Regions from separate parts of the Mus musculus genome. Here region 2 is linked to region 1. A link is a loop called in an ENCODE intact Hi-C map of the cell type or tissue named here. Cell type or tissue: left cerebral cortex. All regions are shown on one strand.

Evidence for each region. Hi-C counts contacts between places; a loop is a spot of excess contacts. Peaks named below come from ENCODE experiments on the same cell type or tissue, not always from the same donor. Only the 100,000 strongest peaks of a DNase experiment are listed, where the experiment ranks them.
Region 2: a loop joins it to region 1, with 4 times the contacts of the local background. A loop is called at or near these places in 11 of 42 quality-filtered maps.

The regions. Positions count from the first base shown.
Region 1 is chr5:73,110,682-73,118,681 of GRCm38, forward strand. It overlaps Fryl (FRY like transcription coactivator), which reads right to left. Exons shown (of 63, transcript NM_028194.2): 13 at 7,803-7,904; 14 at 2,068-2,171; 15 at 1,682-1,790. Among named protein-coding and RNA genes, the nearest start is that of 1700071G01Rik, 42 kb to the right of the region's middle. In left cerebral cortex, a CTCF peak has its summit at 4,386 (motif pointing right); no DNase peak of the experiment used is centred here.
Region 2 is chr5:73,375,609-73,383,608 of GRCm38, forward strand. It overlaps Gm34583 (a long non-coding RNA gene), which reads left to right. Exons shown (of 8, transcript XR_377017.2): 3 at 894-1,006; 4 at 2,319-2,424; 5 at 2,987-3,111; 6 at 3,956-4,154; 7 at 5,658-5,811. Among named protein-coding and RNA genes, the nearest start is that of Gm34583, 8.7 kb to the left of the region's middle. In left cerebral cortex, CTCF peaks have their summits at 4,518 (motif pointing left), 7,334 (motif pointing left) and 7,600 (motif pointing left); DNase peaks (open chromatin) are centred at 4,513, 4,841, 5,447, 5,700 and 2 more places; H3K4me3 peaks cover 792 bases; H3K27ac peaks cover 881 bases.

The DNA of each region.
Region 1 (8,000 bases):
TGCGACCTAACAGCATTGCTTTCCGAAACAGGACCAAAACTCAACTCGCTTCGTTAATCTTTTTCGTCATTACACTTGGTAATTACCATTTCTTCTAGGCTCCAATCAGAGATGTTCACCCACTTTAGTTAAATGTCGCCCCCCTTTTTTTCCATTGTAAAAGGATAATTTGACCATGGATCAACTAAACTGTCTAGCTTCGGTTCAAAAGGAATATAAAGAATCTCCTGGGACCAGCGTGTCCCTGAGCGGAGGAGGGAATGTCCACTTATTTCACAGGACTGATGCTCCACAGGGAAATGTGACTGAGACCTGGCAGTGGCTCACACAGAATCCACCTAACACCCTCGTAGTAAACTTTCCGTTCTGCAGAGGCTAGGCAGAGGATGGAAGCCTTAACAAGTAGTGGACTCGGGAGAACCGGGGTGGAGAGGAGGAGGTCGCCACCTCTGACATGGGGTGGGGGGTGGGGAGCCACAGCAGAAGCAGTAGGGCCCTCAAGCATCCTCATGGAGGAGGGCTCTTATTCCACAGCTCGTCAGTTCCCACGGAGGCAGCTTCCCCTCTCTATCCCTTAAAAGATCTCTTTGATTCAGCCACAGTAGATTCTAGCATCTGAACTCTCGAATCCAGACTGTAAGCTGTGGAGAAGGCTCGGTGCTTGCTGCGCAAGCATGAGTTAAGAGCCGCAGGACCTTATAGAAAGGGAGGGCTCCACAGGCTCACTGGCCAGCCACTGTAGCCAATCAGATGGCTTTGGGGTCAAGAGGCCCTCCCTGCCTCAAAACCTCAGGCAGAAAGAGCCAGTGAGAGGGGTTCGGAGGTGAAGGTGCTGTGCTGATCAGTTTTTGAGTCAACTTGACATGTGTTGGAGTCATTTTAGAAGAGGGAACCTTGGTTGAGAGCCCCCCTCAGATTAGTCTGTAGGCAAGCCTGTGGTGCATTCTCTTGATTGATGACAGATGTGCAAGCACCCAACTCCCTGTGAGCGGTACCACCCAGCACCACCTCTGGCCTGGTATTCCCGGGTGCTATAAGAAAGCAGGTCTTCTGCTATAAGAAGCCAGTCTTCTGCAGCAGTTTCTGTCTCCAGGTTGATACCCTGAGCTCCTGCGCCCTAACTTTCTTTGCTAACAGATGGGGAACTGAACATTGTAGATTAAAATAAGCCCTTTCTTCCCAACAGTGATTTTGGTCAGTGGCATTTTAGCATAGCAATTGAAACTTACTAAGAAAAGTGCTTGTTCCCACAACAATGCACACATGTACACACACACGCACACACCATAAAGTTTCAAATACAAAAGTTGAGAGCAATATTATAGGATACCTGATGTTGATCTCTGGTTTTCATGCACACACAAGTATACACAGCACACACATAAGATTACCAAAGATTTTTATTAGAGCTATGACATAGTTCCTCAACTCACCCTCAGTTAAATGTGCGCCCACCTATGAGGTTCCTTCCATCTTTTGTCACACACATAACACACATCACACACACACACACACACAAACACGGTCATTAGCATCCTATATTATTAAAAACATTCTAAGCATACCTTTTCACTCTTCAATAGTATTAATCTTTTGACAGCACACCTCTGAAAACCCCCATTATGATAAATGGCTGTTGCTGGCAGCCGGGGCGAGGGGGCCAGGGAGGAGGCGCACCCACCTGAGCAATGAACTGGATGATCTTCACAAATATATTGAGAGGGGTGTCACGGGGGACCACACTGCGGGAGCCCTTTGGGAAAAGAGCAGACACTATGCTCATCAGGCGACTGCGGACAGAAGAGACACTTAATGACCATGAGATCAGAAGGACAAGGTCACCCTCCTGCTCCTTATGTCATGGGAGTGCAGCTCCCTCTCCACAAAGCGTTGGTAATTGCCACCCGGATGACTGTCACAGGCTTTTCCTTATTTCTTTTGGAACTGAGGCTAGCGCTCGGGGCCCTGCACGTGCTAAGCACACACTTCATCCCGGAGCCAGATCCTACCGGCCAAGGTTTCATTTCAGATGTAAGGTAAGACCCAGCACTTTGAGCCAGCACTCACCTTTGCGTTACAGTATTGCTCTCACACTTTATCCTAATTACATAAACCCACAACAGCCTATACAAAGACTCCAGTGCAACTCGAGACATTTTAGGGTCTTTATTCTGTGCAGAAACAAAAGAGAACAAGAATAAATATATTAAAAACACTGGTAAACATTTGAGATCAAACACATTCTCTCATGACAACTAACTCGCCCCCCACCCCATCCCTGTTCTGTTCAGTCTAAGAAGTTTAAATAAGTCGGCCTGCATTTAGTATTCCCAAGTATAGACAGCTCAGAGGTGGCCATCGATAAAGCAGCCGAGCTTTAGGCTCTAAAATAAGAGAGAATATTAGGATCCTACCAACATTTCAGAGAATTTCAGAATGATACACACAGCATCGAACTACCTGATAAGTGGTTTATACCACAATACTGACACAATCAATGGGCCACTCCCCTTTAATTCATTTGCAGCCCGTAGGCAGATCAAGTTTGAAATACCAAATCGTGTTGGTCACATGACTCTGTGAAATACTACTAGACACCAGTGAGCACATTTCTGTGAGAGAAGAGAGACCTTGGGAGCCCAAGTATGAAATCAGAAACCCAGGACCAAACCCAAGCCCTGGATGTCCTTTCATCACTTCCTGTGTTCTGTGATGGCCTGTCTTTGTCAGGAGGGAAGAGGGTACCTACCTCACAGGTCAAAAGGTCACAGTCTACAAGACATTGGGTGTCCACTCAGCATTAAGTGGACTAGTCCTAACTTTTATGTAGAAGCAGGACATTACTTAAATTACTTTATGATTTACAGTGAGAAAACCCTTTGATTTCAGCCTGTTGTATTGGTGAATGCTCTCGTCACTCTAGCTGTTGTAGAGACTGCAGTCATGCAATGAGATAGTGTAAACTTTGAAAATTATATCTGCTGTTTGACTGCTAAAAAAAAATCTGTATTTTAAAATATTCATTCGAGAAGATTTCCATCTTGTTAAGCAATTCCATATAGCAACTAACAAAAAATTCTTTAAGACAGGGTCTCACTACATAGCCCTGCCTGCCTGTCTTCAAACTAGCAACGTAGACCAGGCTGGCTACAAACTAGCAATGTAGACCAGGTTGGCCTCAAACTCACAGAGATCTCCTTGCCTCTGTCTCCCAAGCATGGGGATTAAAGGTGTAGGAAGCCATGTCTAGCAAGAATTCTTAAAAATGCTGTGTTTACTTTAGCAGTTCTATGTTGTTTTAAGGTTTAGAATAGCAGACATCTACTACAAATAGTTTAAAGCAAAAGGATGGAGGATGTTTGAGAAACACTAGACGTCACACAAGGTTGTGCACATAACAACTGGGCAGAATTGAGACTGGAAAATCCAAACACCCTCAATAGCTCTCAATCGCAATTCCTTGTTCCATGGCAGGATCCAAGTTGACCCCAAATGTCAACCTCACCCCCACCCCTACCCCCCAGGGTGGTCTTCTGTTTGCTACTAAAGCAATGAAAGTTACAAGTGAAACAGAAAGACAGGGAGGGAGGGAGAGAGGAAGGGAGGGAGGGAGGGAGGGAGGGAGGGAGGGAGAGAGAGAGAGAGAGAGAGAGAGAGAGAGAGAGAGCATGTGTGTGTGTGCGCGTGTGCGTGTGTGTATTCACGAGCACAGAGGACATTTCCAGCCCTGAGAGCCCTCTGGAGGGCGTCGTGGTGATCAACTCAGCCACACACACTTGCGGGAGCCCTCAGAAAGCAGAGCACTACCTAAATCACAACAGCTTGTCCATGGTGGAGGGAGGAGAGAGGAGGAGGGCAGGGGGAGGGGAGATAGAAAGGCATCGACTAACTCACCCTGCTGTGTGAAGTTAGAACAATAGAAATAGCCTACATTGATCTAGGCCTTAAACAAAGATGTGTATGTAATTCTCTAGGTAAAATTCGTACAAATCAGAGTCATCCGATTGTTACATAGAAATCTAAGGACTTTAGTATTCTACAAAGTCCCGACACGACAGTTAGGTATGACCCCCTACAGCAACCATTTTGTTATGAACATTCTCTTTTTTCTAATGTGAACTTAAAAAAATAAAATAAAACTGCTTTGTAGAAAACCCAAACCAATAGGGACAAAGGTTCAAAAACTCCCCCATCAAAACCATGTTGGAAGCCCAAGCTATCAGCTCCTTAATTTCACTGGAACATTTTTTAACACCTTCCTTTAGAATATAGTTGGATAGCGTAACTTAAACAAAGGAGTAAAATTGTAAACACTGTGAACAGTCAGCCTCTGTCACCCACATCATGTAAGTCCATCTTCTTGGGGCTGCAGTAACAGCCAACCTCCTGAAGGGGGCACCCTCTCTGGGCTAACTCTTCCACATACAGTAAAAGCAGGTTGAGGTAAATACTTCAGACATGCAATGCAACAATGGGTAAAAGGGGGAAAAACAAAAACAAAACAAAACAAAAAAAAATGTCGCGCTTAAAGAAAAGAAAGCAATACTTTCCTTGGTGACGCCAACACAACTCACCTGCAGGGTTTCTATTTGTTTTCTGATACTGTTGTTAGATGGTATCTGAATAAAGCAACGTGAGACAGCAAACATAAACATGAGATGCGGCACATGCGTGTTAGATGAAAATAAGCACAAAACACGGCAGCTCCTCACCAAGGCCTCTATTTAGAAGAAATCTGACATTTCCGAGGCAGTGGCCAGAAATGCTAAGGAAACAAAACAAAACAAAACAACAAAACAAAACAAAACAAAACAAAAACCAATCCCAAAGTTTGGGGATCCTGCAGCCTGTGACACTCGAGCTAGGAGAGAACTAACATGTCTCATTACCTCATTTTCCTCCCAATATTACATTCAAATGAGGGAAACTATGGATAGATGATGGCGGGCCAGTCCCCAGGTTATTTTTCCATGGTCCCAGCTCCATTCCTCTGACTCTTAGCAATTCTTCAGAAACTTTAAAATTGGTATTCGTAAACCAATTGAACCGAAGTGGATTAATGATAAAAAGAGTGGAAATTTACCATATTTCCGTTAAGAGTACAAAGATTTAAAAATTAACTGTTCAGTGCTCTCACACTCGAGCAGATAGCAACGAAGCCTATTTTATTATGACAGCCAAGTTAAAGATGTGGCATACTGGCTTTATAAGTGTTCTTAGAGTGTGTCTGTGTGTGAGACGACTGTGTGTGTGTGTGTGTGTGTGTGTATGTCTGTGTGTAGGCTTGAGGCTGACTCCTGGAGTCTTCCCCCACTACTTTCCACATTACCCAGCTGACAAGCAGTCTCTCTCAGTTGGACTGAAGCTGCTGTTCTAGTCTAGGTGGCCAGTCTGTCCTGCGGATCAATCCCGGCTCCACCTTCCAAGTGCTGGATGATAGGGAGGCTGCAATGCCCACACAGCACCTATATGGGTCCTAGAAATCCTAATTCTGGCCGCCACTACCCTGAGCTGTCTCCTCGGCCTGGTAGGGTCATTTTTTTTTAAGCTGTATATATAATAGTTGTAAGTGCCTAGAAAATTCACTATACTTATTCATATAACTCTAGAGCATAAAAATCTTAATATCCAGGAACTATAGCCAAGTTTTTCTTAAAACAATGGAGCATTGCTTTCTGAACATTCTAGGAGAGTATGGCCGACCGGAAGGCACGGCCGTCATAAAACGGGGTGACTGTCGATGCAGACCTATGTCTATCACTACTGGCTACCTACACGCAGACCATTTATCCTCTTTCTGCCTCAGCTACAGGGAAAATGTCAATGTTGAGCCCATCCAGCATCCAGTAGACATTGGAAAACTGAATCCCAGGAAGAAGTGGTGGCAATTAAGTGAAAACGCTTTTAGGTGGATTTATTAAAAAAAAAAAAAATCAATAGATTCACTTGAATCAAGTAATTGATTAGAAATGGCCTTTCATTAAATTTTCCAACAAGTAGGAGAAATAAAAATACAACCTGCTATTATATATAACTAGCACAACATTTCTTAGAATGTTTAAATCTCTTTTCATAAGTAAGCAGGACAGCCACATGATCGGAAGCTTAACAAGCAGGAGCCAAGTTGCACAATTTCTGCTGAATAGAGCCTTAATGTAAGTTCAGGGTTAATGGCCAAGACAACAGAAATCCAAATACCCGTGCTATGCTGGGTGGGCCTTATCTCCTTTAGCCTGGCAAGATTGATGCAGCCATTCACTCAAATGGACAATATGCCAGAAATACTTAACAGGAGGTAAGGGCTCAAAGAAAACAGCACTTTAAATGGAAGCCTCAAGACAAATAAATAAACAAATAAACAAACAAACAAATAAACAAATAAATAAATAAATAAATAAATGAAATGGGGGGAGGGGTTAAGGTACCGGGAAAGCATTGTAAGTATGTTAGGTGGAAATGAAGATATAAAGAAACTCCAACAAAGCAACAGAGAGGTATGAACTGTCATGCCCAGAAACATTAAATGCACATCTTAAAAAACATTCCAGAAAAAAGAAAATGGACTCAGGGAAGGCACACTCCCTTTAGCGCCTGTATCGGAGTGACTCCATCAAAATGAGGACAGAAACAGTTACCATGTAAATGCCTGGTGGTGTTTCTTTCCTGGTTGTGAGACAAGAAATGTTTAACCAACTTAACCTAGTCTTGGAGGTTTTCATAACCAAAGAGGGTATCTCAAGTCTTATCTAAGAAGGGACAATATAAATGAATATAAGTATAAAAGTAAAATCAGACAAAAGCGCTTTTGGAAGACTTACAGCTTCCATATACCTTACTAGGAAGTCAAAGCAGGTTTGAAGATAATATTTTAAATCATGAAGATATTAAAGATTATATCCAGAGGACTATTCCTGAAGGATAAACGAGTCAGTCCTGTTGTTCACAATACTCTGAGTCACACAGCCTGAGACCATCATTTAACCTGGCTGTGCCTTGGCTTTCCTACAGTCAAAACATCAGGCTTTCAGTCTCCAAGGTAACTCAGACAAAGAACAGGAAGGGAATTGTCAATCGATCACACTTCTCTGGCTTGTAATCCAGAATCCGATGGACTCCGCGAACCCTGTATTCGTGGGACATGCAGAAGAGGCACTGGGAACCAAGTCCCACCCTAAGTGTTAGCTGCTGATTGTGTTCGTTCATAGCCAAAGAGGAAATGAGGCCCAGGAGAGCAGAGCAGCCTGGGGAGAAAACAGTTTCTCATGCCTGTGTTGGTGACACTCAGAAAGGACAAGTGTGGTCGTGCCAGAGGGTGGGAGTAACAAGTACCCCTCCGGTGACACGACAGCTTAAGGTGCTCACAAGCTGGGGATCTGGTGCCCAGGGTTCAGATCCGGCTGTGCACACTCACTGTGGAGCATCTAGTGACAATTTACTATCAAAGCTTTTGATATTACTCAGGCTTGAGCCAACATTACGGAACTTTCTTAGAACAACAAACAAAATACCTACATGAAGGGTTTTATGAGACTAAGTAATAGTTTATTCATAGTTCTTGATAATTGTAAAAGTAAATATCACCATATCTAAGATGATATGATGGCTCTTGAAATACATATTTCTGCATTTAATACAAACTAAAATGTTCAAGTAAAGGTTTATTATTTCCAACACATGATTCCTTACAGAGACTATCACAAATGCACCAAGAGTAATCAAAGCTGTGCTATTTACCGTTCTGTGGACACAGAGAAATGAACACATCACAGTATCCACGGGTCAGAGATGTAACAGTGTCTTACCTTTAAATGTGACAAACAGTTTTGTAGGAAAATATGCCAGTTATTTAAAAAAAACTGTTTCTGACTGACACATAAAAGACAGGTAATTAGTGGGTACAAAGCCTGCCAGAGAGAGAAAAAAAGAGAATTAACACTCTTTACGGCAAGGTGCGGGACTCCTGGATGGTGGCTTCGTTTGTGCTACTAAAGAAAAAAAAA
Region 2 (8,000 bases), 260 kb after region 1:
GCGGGCAGTGTGACCTCGGTGCCTTGGGACTGAGTTGGTGGGCTCGGCTGTCACTCGGCCCTCTTCATTTATTCTGTGTTGTTCGGTGTTTCAAGCAGCCCCGAGGGACATGGACATACTTTTAAACATTAAATGCTGTATTCAGATCTAAAACAACAGCAACAACAGCGACCCACGGGCTGAGGTTGTACATCGGCGGTAGAGGGCTTGCCTGGTGTGCACCAGGTTCTGGGCACCAGGTTTGCTTCCCGGCATCACAAACCAAATAACAACCAAAGGGAACAAAATTGCCAGGCAATCATAAGAGGCCCTTTCCTCTTAAACTGTACTGGAGAAGACACAGGTTAGTTAATTTAGAGGGAAAGCTCGGTAGGTAGGTGGCTAGGCACAGACCCCAGAGTCAGCCTGCCGGTGGCACTTCAGGACCAGTCTTGCCTTAGTGTGATAAATTTTCCACGTCCAGTTCACCCGACGCTGCCATCTGAAGTCTTTTATCTTCAGTGATGCATGAAAAGTTCCAGTTAAAGCGATTTTAGGATTAGGGAGAAAAGTGGAAAAAAACTTACAGGATCAAAGGAGCCCCAGCATGCCAGTGTGGACCTCGTGCTAGGGAAGGCATGCGCTAAGATCCTTTAGGGTGAACCGCTTGGGAGAAGAGGTAGTTAGAAACACCATTCCCCGCCCCCTTCTGTCCTGGGATGGTTGCTTAGCCTAGAAACCATCCTTCCATTGGCTACTGGAGGTCTCCTGTCCTGGTGTGCTTGTTGACTTTCTTAAGCACATGCTTGGTTGCCTCCGGGACAGGAGAGCCAAGAACTAAAGGACAATCATGGGGACAAGAATATTTTACAATACACCCACATGGACTTTTATTTGTTTTAACTTTGAGACAGGGTCTCATGGAATCCAGACTGCCCTCTAACTCCCTCTATGGCCATAGATGACCTCGGCCTCGCCCCTCTCCCGATGCCCAGGACTGAGGATTGGACCTAGGACTTGGAAGCACGTAAGCTAGGCAAATGCTCTACCACTGAGTTATCGTTCCAGCCTGACCTTGAACTTTTGAGTCACTTGCATCCACTTCCTGAGTTCTGGGTTACAGGCATGTGTGACCATGCTGTGCGTTCATTGCTGGGGATGGAACCCAGGGCTTTGTTCAAGCACTCCGCCATCTGAACTACACAGCCCTTAGCTGCCTTTTGTACTTCTTAAATTCCTGCTCAGCCTGGAGTGCCCCCTAACTCTATGAATAGTCTGAGCATTCTGAGCTTGCACATGGATATGCCTGATGATATTGGTAGCCCCGTTCTTCTGCCTTCTTGGACCATATACAAAAATTTCACTATGATTTCCGCCATGTTATTCCAAATTCTCACCAACGTGTCTTTCCACACAGATGGATTGTCACACTTTAATCACTTTCTATTTTGGACTTTTAAACTGCATCTAGTGTTTTTATATGATATTAAAAATGTTAGGAGTGGTTTCCTCATGGATGGAGACATTCTCTTGGTGTAAATTATCATCTTGCACATGGGGTAACTTGCATATTCTTTAGCATTTCATATAGATTACTCTTTATCTCATCAGTTGTGCATTCCTTGAGAAAATAAGCCGTGCTTTTACAAATTCCTAGCTTTATAAAGATCCTGTCACTTTGTGCCAACTCAGAACAGTAACACAAAAGGAACACAGCTCTATTGAGATGCAATTTACACAGTCTAAAATGCACCTTAAAGTATACATCTCTGCTTATTTATTAATTTTTTTTGGGGGGGGAGACAAATTCTCTCTGTATAACCCAGACTGACCTCAGATTCACTAAGCAGCCCAGGTTAGCCTTGATCTCTCTGTGTTCATGTACCTGTGTGTGTGTGTGTGTGTGTGTGTGTGTGTGTGTGTGTGTGCACGTGTGTGTGCGTGTAGACATGTGGTAAGCTACTGCCCATTCCCTAGCACAATCCAAGTCTACTTTTTTTTCTCTCTGCCTATTTTGCTGACTGGAAATAGAATTTCAAGATGGAGGTAACTGTGGCTGGCTTCTTTCATGTAGTGAGAGGTTTCTAGGGGTCCCCACACCGAGATCCATGAGACCTGCGAGCTCATTCCCTTCACTAAAATCCTAGATTGTTCTGTGGTGAGGCTGGCAGGTGCCGTGCTGACCGATTCTTTTGGAAGCGCCCTCCCTGGCCTTGTGGCAAATGCCCACCATCCTGCTCTCCCCTCTCCAGGTTTCAGTATACATCATAACTCTCTCAGCCTTCACCTCTTTCTTCCCCCCACTTCTGGGCTAACTTTAAAAAATAATCTTTTTTTAGCACAGAGCTTTCTTGTCTGCATCTGCTGACTGGCCACAGGGAAACTGACCTTATTCTGGGAACGAAGGTGGAAGGCTTCCTTGGGGAGATGCTATGTGAAGGTCAGGTAAGTGTGTATGTGTGTGTGTGTGTGTGTGTGTGTGTGTGTGTGTGTGTGTATGTGTATACAAGCAAGTACAGAAAACCAGAATATTCTTAAATAACCCCAAAACATAATTTTCTTGGCCACAGAACTTCAAGATGGCCCATGGGATACAAAGGTGGCTCTTCAGCCATTTATGGTCTAAGACAGAATGGTACCACTCTCAAGTAGTACTTCTTTACAATTGAGCACAGACTGACATTCCTTCAAGATAGCAAACCCACAATTAACCCCCCCCCCCTTCATGCTTTGCACAGGGTCTGCCTTGTTGTCCTTTAGGACCACCTTAAAAAAAAACTGTACCTAAGAGGTCAAGGAAAGCTGTATGAGGGATAGAGTCAAGAAGGCTTCATGAGAAATGTTATCTGTGCTACAACTCAGGCACAGGCTGGAAGAGAATTCTAGAAAGGAGAGTGTGCAGACATCCAACTGTGTGAGAAATGGGGCAGCAATTTTGAGTATGGCGAACACCCAAACAGGAAAGGGGCATTGAGAAGGGCTGTGTCAGGTTCTCTGCTTTCCCCAGTAGGAAGAGGCGATGTCTTCAAGCAATGAAGGAGAAGGTGGACTCTGGGTCCAGGAAGGCTGCAGAACTGTAGACAAAGGCTCAGAAGCTCAAGCAGACATGTGACATGAGAACTCAGGTCACTGGTGGGTCATACAAATGGAGCTATGAGTAAATATTATAACATCTAGTATTTCCATTAGTTTCTTAAACATTCTGGGAAGCACAACACTTTTTGTGACTCATAGTCTACTAAATATTAGAAGACAGCATACATAAATTCATCATTTAGTCAACATGTACTTGTTATTATTTTATTTCATGTGTTTTGGTGTTTTGTCTACATGTATATGTGTGCCCTGAGTGAGTGCCTGGTGCCCTCAGAGACCAGAAGAGGGCATCCATTTCCCTGGAACTGGAATTAAAGATAGTTGTAAGGCACTATGTGGGTGCTGGAAGTTAAACTCAGGTCATCTTGAAGAGTAGTCACTGCTTTTAACCACTGAGCCATCTCTCCAACCCCTAGTCAACAAGTATTAAATGTTGCTTTAGGCTTTGGTAACACAGCAGTAAGTCAGACATGATGTCAGACTTTTGGACATTTGCATTGTAGTAAGGGGAGACAAAGAGGAAAAAAGTAACAGGAATGAATGCTTCAAGAGAAACGAGCAAGGCTAACCACCTTAGTTTAAAACTTCGTTAAAATAATGAACAAGCCAAGACAATGGCCACTTCCTAGTGAGCTACTTCACCAACTGGTCTCCTTACAAATGTTACAAAATGTAAGACTGGGCTTCAAAGCTGCCTTCTCTACAAGAGAATGGGCTTAAAAGGTTTTATTGTATCAGGGTAAGCAATTATTCAGTTCAATATGAAAATGCCCAGGATACTTCAACACAATGCATATTGACACTTAATTTCCAGGGACTACACTAAGAGTCCGAGAGCCTCGGCATCAGTAGGTAAACACAGTTGTTGTTTTCTCTTCAGTGGATCTATGCACAGAATGAGATGCCTAAGATGCAAAGATACAGAAGACACCACCATCCGGCTCTCTCTTCCTTTGACAGAATCTCTCTGTGTAGCCCAGGCTAGCATGAAGCTCCCGATCCACTGCTTCAGCCTCCTAACTACTTTGTCTACTTTGACAATGTTCCACTCCACAAGAGAAAACAAATTCAGAACAAAGGTAAGAAATGATGGTTCTGGTTCTGAGTACTGAGTGCCAAGTACTGAGTGCTGAGTACCCAGAGTGTTGCTTTGCTGAAGTCGAGGGGCCACATTTAAAAAGTAAGGGGAAGTAAGCGCACAGAAGGAACTGATATTTATTGGGAGCAGTGCTCCCTGCATTGGCAGAGATGCTCCATAAATATTCGTTCGATCACTTGTCATCCTTCAGGAAAGGATGTTGTAGCTATTTCACAGGTCAAAGAAGCAAGGCACAGGGAGATTAAATAGTTTTGGGCAGAGTAAGCTACAGATCCACAGGCCCAGTCACTAAGAGGCTCACAGTCTCTCCACTGTCTAGCTGTGGATAAGAGTGCCCCCGTGTGGCCAAAATTTTCAGTCTGAGCAAAGGAACAGAGTGGGCATGTATAGGCAGAGATGAATTTAGGAGCAATAAGGGCTTAGGAGTTCTTAAACTATATCATTGCCAGAACATGGTACACACCCAGAGAATCCACCTACTATCTTAGAGTCAGGGACTGACATCTCTGTCCTGGTTTTAGGAAGAAAAGTGTGATGGGGAGGAAGTTGGGGGTAGGTGGGGTAGTGGGGAGAAAAGGCTGGAAGACCATAAAAGGTATTGCTGTGTGCTAATATAGAGGACCGTGAGGCTGACGTAGGAGACTGGCGGTGGATGCAAGCCAACAGGGTAAGATTGGGGAAGGTGGAAGAAATGTCTCCACCCCTTGCTGATCTCACAGTTGCTGGGTATAGATGATGCAGCTTTGGGGCATGGCATTGCCATCACCAAGACGGGCAAATCACAAAGGGAACGCAGTGAGTGAGTAGAAGAGATTTTGGACTTAGTGGGTGAGGACATCCAAGAGAGCAAGGTACATGACGACGTGCAGGAAAGATGAGCCAAGTAAAGAAGAGACTAGAACAACGCTGTGCTAGACTTTCCAGGCTCTGGGGACAGCTGAGGCTAGAACGATGAGAAAGAGAGAGGAGTGAGCCAGAAGAGGAGAGAGACAAGGGGAAGGGGAGTCTGCCGAGGAAGGATGAAGACAGAGGGAAGCATAGTTGGGAAGGAGAAGCGCTATAAAACCCAGGTAAGAGGGATGAGGCCTAAAGAGGAGGAGGTGGCTAATGGGTTACTCCTGGGAGCCTCCCTGAGACAGGCTTCCTGCAGGGCGGAAGCCGCAGCAAGATCTGAGGATGGGTGATTGGTGGGCGGGAATGAAGGTACTCTCTGTTCTCAGAGAGCTAGACAAGCAGAGGCTAACACAAGGAACAAGTGCCAAGAACCCTCAGTGGTCCAACACCGGCTGCTGTCCCGATCCATTGCTAGAACGGGGAGAAGAGAGTTCTTTCTCTTTCCTCTGGGGCAGTGTAGCATTCCCAATGGGTGGGGCCAGGGGAAACAGTCCCATCTTCTCCCACTGCTTAAAGACTAGACTGTCGCAAAGCTTGTGTTCTTGTGACAGCCTACTGATTATTCTAGAGTGATGCCCTCTCTTGACAGGAGCAAAGCAGACTGGGCTTGTAGCAGAAGGCAGAATAGCTTGGCAGCTATGTGACAGACATGATGCTGAGCTTGGCTACGTCACTGACACCGTGACTTCAGGTTTCCAGCCCTGTGACAGACATCTAAAATAAACAGCATGCATAGAGGAAAGGTCTAATTTTGTTTATTTTGCTTGTTTGCTTGTTTCAGTCCATGATTGGTTTGTCTAGTCTGGTGTGTGCGTGCGAGTGTGGGTACTCACATGTCTGTCTGTCTGTCTGACTGTGGGTTTGGGTGTCTGTACCTTCCTTTCCACCTTATTTTCGGAAACAAGGCTTTTCAGTGACTCCGAAGCCTCAGGATCTTCTCATTCCGGCTTCCCAGTACCAGGATTATAAGCAGTCAGTACTCTGCCTCCCTTTCTTGTTGAATGTGAACTCTGGTCCTCACATTTCCATGCGATCACCTTACTGATCGATGTCACCAGCTCACCAGCCCAAGCCTGTTGATTCTGAGCTTCTGATGAGGCGGTGTGCTCTGGCAGAAGAGATGGGAGCAGAGGGAAGGGAGATGGCAGAGCGAAACTGCTCACCTCATTGTTAGGGCAGAGAAAGAAGGCTGGGGAAGAGGGAGGGAGGGAAAGGAAGAGGGAGAGGGAGAAGGGGAGGGAGGGAGGGAGGGAGGGAGAGAGAGAGAGAGAGAGAGAGAGAGAGAGAGAGAGAGAGAGAGAGAGACACCCTCCCCACGCCCTTAAACAGCACACACCAGCAACCTAATTTCCTCTCATCAGACTCCAGTTTCCCACCTCCCAGCAGTGCCATGAGTGGCTTTTTACCATGCTGACCTTTGAGGGACATTTAGGATCTGCACAATACCAGTAAGTTGCATAATAGCTGTGACCCAGTTTCTTTATCTGCACACAGGAAATAGCATCACTTGACATCATAACTGGAATGCGGGACCCAGGCCGCACAGAGCCAGCCCCGGGGACACACTGGCTCTCATTATTGGTCCTGTGCCCTTTCTGTGTCCTAGGGATACAGAACCTGGGGTGCTACCTTCACATTGCCATTACACAGTCACGCTTGTCGTGGTTTTGGCTTTTAGTTTGGTTATGTGTCAGAGCCGGCGAATGAGTGTTTGCCTTGAAGTTTCGAAGCTCTCCTTAGATGCAAGCATCATGACCTCTCTATAAGAAGGGAAGCTGTATAACAGGGAAGAGTATTCATCTTAGAGTCCCTTCTAATGTCACACAACTCCAAAGCATGCACACTGGTAATAGGTTGCTGGTTACAACATGAGACAGGATTGGTATGCTATTTCATGAACACAGCAACTTAACTGTACGAAATAGTTACACGTATGGTTTGCATCTTTCCCAAAACACATCCAAAGCCAAAAATGAAACATTTGGTGCAAGGAAGTATTAAAAATGAAATTTCACTGGGCATAGTAGTGCATACCTTTAATCTTAGCACTTGGGAGGCAGGGGCAGGAAGATCTTTGTGAGTTCAAGACCAGCCTGGTCTACATAGTGAGTTCTAGAACAACCAGAATTACATAGAAGAAACCCTGTCTCAAAAATGTATACATACTTTTGTACATCCATCTTTCACCTTGATGTCTTCCATTATAAATGCTGTTATTTGGAATTGCTATACAACACTGCCACCTGGTGGCAAGCGTTGAGTATAGCTTAGACCCCAGAGACCACAGTAATCTCATCTTACTAATAAGGAGGTACAAGACTATTGACTGATACTTCTGGGCAGGCTTTATGGAACTTGTGGCTTACTCAGTTATAAGGACTCTCTTTAAAATTAAACACACACACACACACACACACACACACACACACACACACACACACACACACACACACACACACATTCATACATTGGAAAACACAAAACCACTGTGAAGATCTGGAGAAATGAGTTCTCAGAATCTGTGTTGGGCAGCTTCTAATTACCTGTAACTGCAACTTCAGGAGATGCGATGGTGCCCTCTGCTGGTACTCACTCATATGCATACAATTAAAAATAAGAGAAATCTTCAAAAAGCCATTCGGCAATATTTTTTATCAGCAAGAATAAGAACTCAGTCAATTTAGACTTTCTTCTGTCCTGGTTCATCAACACTTCTTTGCCATTTAGAGTTGAAAAGAGTCTCTTCTCCCAGATTAATAGTTCATTGACAGCATGTCTAGTTGGAGGTGTGTGGTCACATTTGGGGACATGGCAATCATCCTTGTAAGACTCCAAGATTCACCTGGTCTCCCTGTGCAGTAACTAAGCCTCAACACTGAGCCAGCTGAATTTGTCAGCCAGTCCATGACAATGTGTCTCTTGTGGTAAAATT